Regions from separate parts of the Homo sapiens genome. Here region 1 is linked to region 2. Evidence: read pairs that join two places in POLR2A ChIA-PET (ENCODE). Cell type or tissue: HCT116. All regions are shown on one strand. Region 1 has its middle 81 kb from the start of NDUFS5. Region 2 holds the start of LOC124904835 (small nucleolar RNA U13).

Evidence for each region. Peaks named below come from ENCODE experiments on the same cell type or tissue, not always from the same donor. Only the 100,000 strongest peaks of a DNase experiment are listed, where the experiment ranks them.
Region 1: POLR2A ChIA-PET joins it to region 2 with 6 read pairs; 1 of 35 experiments calls an interaction of 5 or more read pairs at or near these places.

Annotation. Positions count from the first base shown.
Region 1 is chr1:39,105,755-39,108,254 of GRCh38, reverse strand. It overlaps a transcript of MACF1 not described here. Among named protein-coding and RNA genes, the nearest start is that of NDUFS5, 81 kb to the right of the region's middle. RefSeq lists an enhancer at 2,071-2,130 and a silencer at 2,391-2,500. In HCT116, no CTCF peak of the experiment used is centred here; no DNase peak of the experiment used is centred here; H3K4me3 peaks cover 1,181 bases; H3K27ac peaks cover 890 bases.
Region 2 is chr1:37,749,955-37,752,454 of GRCh38, reverse strand. The region is part of intron 5 of EPHA10 (EPH receptor A10); the gene reads left to right. It overlaps LOC124904835 (small nucleolar RNA U13), which reads right to left and starts at 2,253; the gene lies at 2,153-2,253. In HCT116, no CTCF peak of the experiment used is centred here; no DNase peak of the experiment used is centred here; H3K4me3 peaks cover 462 bases.

The DNA of each region.
Region 1 (2,500 bases), 1.4 Mb before region 2:
GATATACCCTGGTTCTCTTGGCTGCTGCCCACTCTGAACTGTTAGAATCCAGTGTTATTATCTAATGCCTCCTGTTTACTGGCCAGCTATCTGAAAGAACCTTTGGGACATTTAGGAAATAAGGGAGAGCATTTATTTCCATGCTGAATCATCTAATCCTGCCAAGACCATGCTCACTGCCACCACACAGAAAAAAAAAAAAAAATGGTTGCCAAGCACAGTTCTGGAAAACCCATACTTGACTACCATTCCTAATACAGCTGCACTACACACAGCTCTGCTTCCCTCACACTCCAAATACATTACTGCCCTTCTCCCATTGGCCCTAGGGGCAGTTTAGGCAGCTGAAAATTTTAGCTCTCCTTCTGCATATAAAAATCCTGCTTCAGCCTGTATAATGAGGTGACTACAAATTAATAGCAGCAGAGAGAGATCCAAGTAATGTGGTGACCAGCCAATAAGGGTCTAGAACACCCCACCATCATCAATATCTATTTTCCCATCTCTTTCCAAAACCAATACGTGGCATGATCCTCACAAACTCCTTCCCCTGGTCACTCTATAGATTCCAGCTCACTCCTCTGCTTAGACAAACTGTTCTCCTATTAAGGTAGTACGGGGATTTCTAAGTCTGGAAAATGCAGGAATTCCATAAGCAAAGTAACAAAGGCCCGGATGCTAAGCCACTCTGACCTCCCAGTGAGAACGGTGCAGTGGGGGGAAGAGAGATTGTTCTGCACCGATCAGAAGAGCAGACTGCACGACCACCGTATACAACTCGAGGTAATTTACTTTGGGCAACCATTTTTAACTCATTCCTCCCCTCAAGAAAGAGACCTGTGTCTGGGAAGGATTAAGTTCCTATACACCTGATCAAGGCCCTTCAGAGGAAAGCCAAACTGAGTGAGACAGCTAAAAAAAAAAAACTGAACAAAAGAGGTCTCTCCTGGAACAAGCCCTACTGCCCCCTTCTTTCCCAGCCTCATTTGCTAGGAGTCCAACTTCCTTTCCGCTGGAGGTCACCAGTACTACCATCCAGTGAGGTGCTGAGATTTCTTCACCTATTTTGGGTCTTAATTCTGCTGGTTTGAAGCTGTCACAGCCCGGGACGGTCCTAATGTATCTCCTCTCTCTGAAGAGAGCAGTGTTACTCAAAAGCCTGCAAAGGAAACTTAATGCAACCATTCACTGAGCAGCATTTTTTCAATGAAGTTCAGCAGCACAATCTAACCTCTTTGTGCTCTGAAATGAACCACATTTCTTAAAAAGAAAGACCACAGGGGGTTGACAGAAAACTTGCTGCAGGCAGGAAAAGCTGGACAGTTTACAGGAGCTGATGCAGAGGGAACAAGCAAAAACCCTAGTAGGTCTTTTTTCGCATTTCATCTCTACTTTTTTCCTGCTGCATTCCCAAGCAGAGTTCCAATGCCACAAGAAAAAAAAAGTGGGGGGGAGGGGGGAGAGGGGGGGCGTTTTACAGCTTCTTCATTAGTTTCCCTTCACTGGATAGGTGCTGTAAACAAGTACGCTGGACTCAGTCATAGGGGCTGAAGTTTCCTCTCCTTCAGATAAAAAGAAACTAAGGGCCTAGTCACAAGGGCCCGAGCTGAATAAAATGGGGAAAAGTGCTGCCTGTGTCGTTTCTGGGAAAATCTCCCCGTCTGTGGAAAGCATAACTGCCAGCCAAAGCAAACTCCCAGAACCGGATGTTAAAGATCAAGGCAAGGGCCTCCCAAGGCCACGCATCCCTGGCTTCCATTCAGGGGCACCTACAGCAGTTAGGGAAATGCAGTCCACAGGCCCTCTTGTCTGTCAAAACTTTCTCCCCATACACCCAAGGCGCAGATTAGGCATTAACTTGCAGAAGTGTCTCGCAAGAGAGCCTTCAGGGCTGAAATCCGAGCTCCAAGGCAAATCTTTATGTGGGAGGAAAAAAACAGACCCCTACCTCCAGCAGGCCCAGACCCCCGGGGAGATGGAGGGGGTAAGGTCTCGCCACCAAAAACTGCACACTCACCCACACCGCTGCCCACCCCACCCCGAAGACACCAAGGTGCTTTCCAACCTCGGCTTCCACGCGACTCATCCGAGACTCAAAGAGACAAAAGGGGGCGAGGGAGGGACTCTCCGCGGGCACACAGAGGTCCGAGCCCCTCTGGGAGGAAGCTCGCACCCAGAGCAGAGCGGGTGGTTTCTCCCGCGCCCAACTCCTCCTCCTCCTCCTCCCCAGCAACTCCCCACGGCGGCCGGTCTCCAGGCCAGCGCCTTGTCTCGCCTTCTTCCAGCTGGGGCCGGATAATAGGGCAAATCATGTAACTGGCGCTCTGAGCGCGCCGACTGCCCCGGGGGCGGTTTCCGAAGGCTTATCTCAACTCTGTAAATAAACTGGCCCCGAGAAGCAGCAGCTCAGGGCCAAGCCCCGCGCGGTGGGTGCGACCCCGCCCGGCCGCCCCACCTGCAGCCGCCGAGCCGACCGGCTCCGAAGGCCACGCTGCGCCGG
Region 2 (2,500 bases):
TCAGTAGGAATCCGAATTTACTTCCTTCCCTCTGTCTCGGGAAGCCGGATCCGGCCCTGTGTCCCTTACCTCCAACCCTCGGCCTCTGCATGGTTTTGCTGCATCTGGCCACCTCCTTTCCTGGTCCCGGGAAAGGGCAAGGAAGCTTGTAGAGTTAGGCTGTAGGGGCGATGGAACACACCAGCCAATACATCTCTGAGTCTGGACATGAGGTGAATAAGTGAAGACCTACAACCTTTTCACACCACACCTTCATTCCTGAGAGTTTCTTTTGATTCGCTTCTCAGCTGGGGTGGACCTTCAAGTAATGCTTGTATTCTTTGCAAGAAAGATAAGCGAGTGGTATGGTTTCTGACTCCCTTCCTAATCGAGCCTATAGGGTCGGCCTGTCACCCTGCATCCCTGCTTTCTGTGATCCCGCTTCTGTCTTTGGCAGTGGTGTTGCCAAGAAGTCTGAGGCTAGGGTTATTTTCATTCTTTTCTACTTAACTTGGACATATGACATGTACACGTATGCACACGGATGTTAGAATAATTCTTTAACCTGCTTAACCTACTGTTGATAATAATTTTTTTTTTTTTTGAGACAGAGTCTTGCTCTGTCACCAGGCTGGAGTGCAGTGGCGCGATCTTGATTCACTGCAACCTCTGCCTCCCGAGTTCAAGTGATTCTCCTGCCTTAGCCTCCCGAGTAGCTGGGACTACAGGTGCATGCCACCACGCCCAGCTAATTTTTGTATTTTTTAGTAGAGACGGGGTTTCACCATGTTGGCCAGGATGGTCTCCAACTCTCAACCTCATGATCTGCTGGCCTCAGGCTTCCAAAGTGCTGGGATTACAGACGTGAGCCACTGCGCGCCTAGCCAGACTTTCTTTTTTTTTTTTTTGAAATGGAGTTTTGCTCGTCACCCAGGCTGGAGTGTGGTGGTGTGATCACAGTTCATGGCAACCTCTGCCTCCTGGGTTCAAGTGATTCTCCTGCCTCAGCCTCCCGAGTAGCTGGGATTACAGGTGCGCACCACCACACCCAGCTAAGTTTTGTATTTTTAGTAGAGATGGGGTCTCACCATATTGGCCAGGCTGGTGTCAAACTCCTGACCTCAAGTCATCTACCCGCCTTGGCCTCCCAAAGTGCTGGGATTACAGGCATGAGCCACCTCATGCCAGGCTGAAAATAATCATTTAACCAATATGGATTTCTTTTTTTTTTTTCTTTTTCTTTTTCTTTCTTTCTTTCTTTTTTTTTTTTTTTTGAGAGGAGTCTCGCTCTGTTGCCCAGGCTGGAGTGCAGTGGCGATCTTGGCTCACTACAAGCTCCGCGTCTGGGGTTCACGCCATTCTCCTGCCTCAGCCTCCTGAGTAACTGGGACTACAGGGGCATGCAGCCACACCCGGCTAATTTTTTGTATTTTTAGTAGAGACAGGGTTTCACCATGTTAGCCAGGATGGTCTCGATCTCCTGAGCTCGTGATCTGTCCTCCTTGGCCTCCCAAAGTGCTGGGATTACAGGCGTGAGCCACTGCGCCCGGCTACCAATATGGATTTCTTTTGATTGAGTAAACCTTTTGATTTGCACAACTTTTTTTTTTCCCGGGAAAAGTTTTCTTCAGGCCGGGAACAGTGGCTCATGCCCTTAGTCTGAGCACTTTGGGAGCCTGAGGCCAGGAGCAATATAGTGAGACCCTGTCTCTACAAAAAATTTTAAAAATTAGCCAGGCATGGTGATGTGTGCCTGTAGTACCAGGTGCTCAGGAGGGTGAAGGAGGAGGATCAGTTGAGCCCAGGAGTTTGAGGCTGCAGCGAGTGATAATTGTGCCACTGCACTCCAGCCTGGGTGACAGAGCCAGACTATGTCTCTTAAAAAAAAAAAAAAAGTTTTATTCAGCCACTGCTTTGACTAGAACTTCTGATAGCTCAAATATATCTCTTAAAAATATCTCTAAGCCTTAGGTTTTACATTCATTTTCTGATTCTCAAATCTTGTCACTTCCCTTATCCTTTTGAGCTCTTAATCCATTTCCACTGCCTTTTGGAGATTTTCCAGCTTGTCTGGGTTTCTGGAACAGTACTGTTTTTTATTGTCTCTATTGTGATTTAACATTTGCTATTGCATTTACATCTTTAAAAATTCTTTTTTTCCATCTTTCTTTCATGTCAGATGGGTATTTTGCCAACGTGAAAAGGTTCGGGGGTGACACATCTCACATACGAGTGTGAATCCCCAATCATCACACTTGCAAACTACAAAAGGATCACATTTTTAAAAATTCAGTATAGAAGAAGAAAAAACCCATAATCTTATTACATAGATAAAAACAACTATTAATATCTTAGAGTATATACGTCCAGAAAATTTTTCCTGTCTATCTTGATCTCTGTATTCATATTTGTAACTATCTACCTATAAAATCCCTTTTGTTTTAATACAGTCATGCACCATATAAAGACATTTTGGTCAACAATGGATGGCATATATGATGGTGATCCTGTAAGATTATAA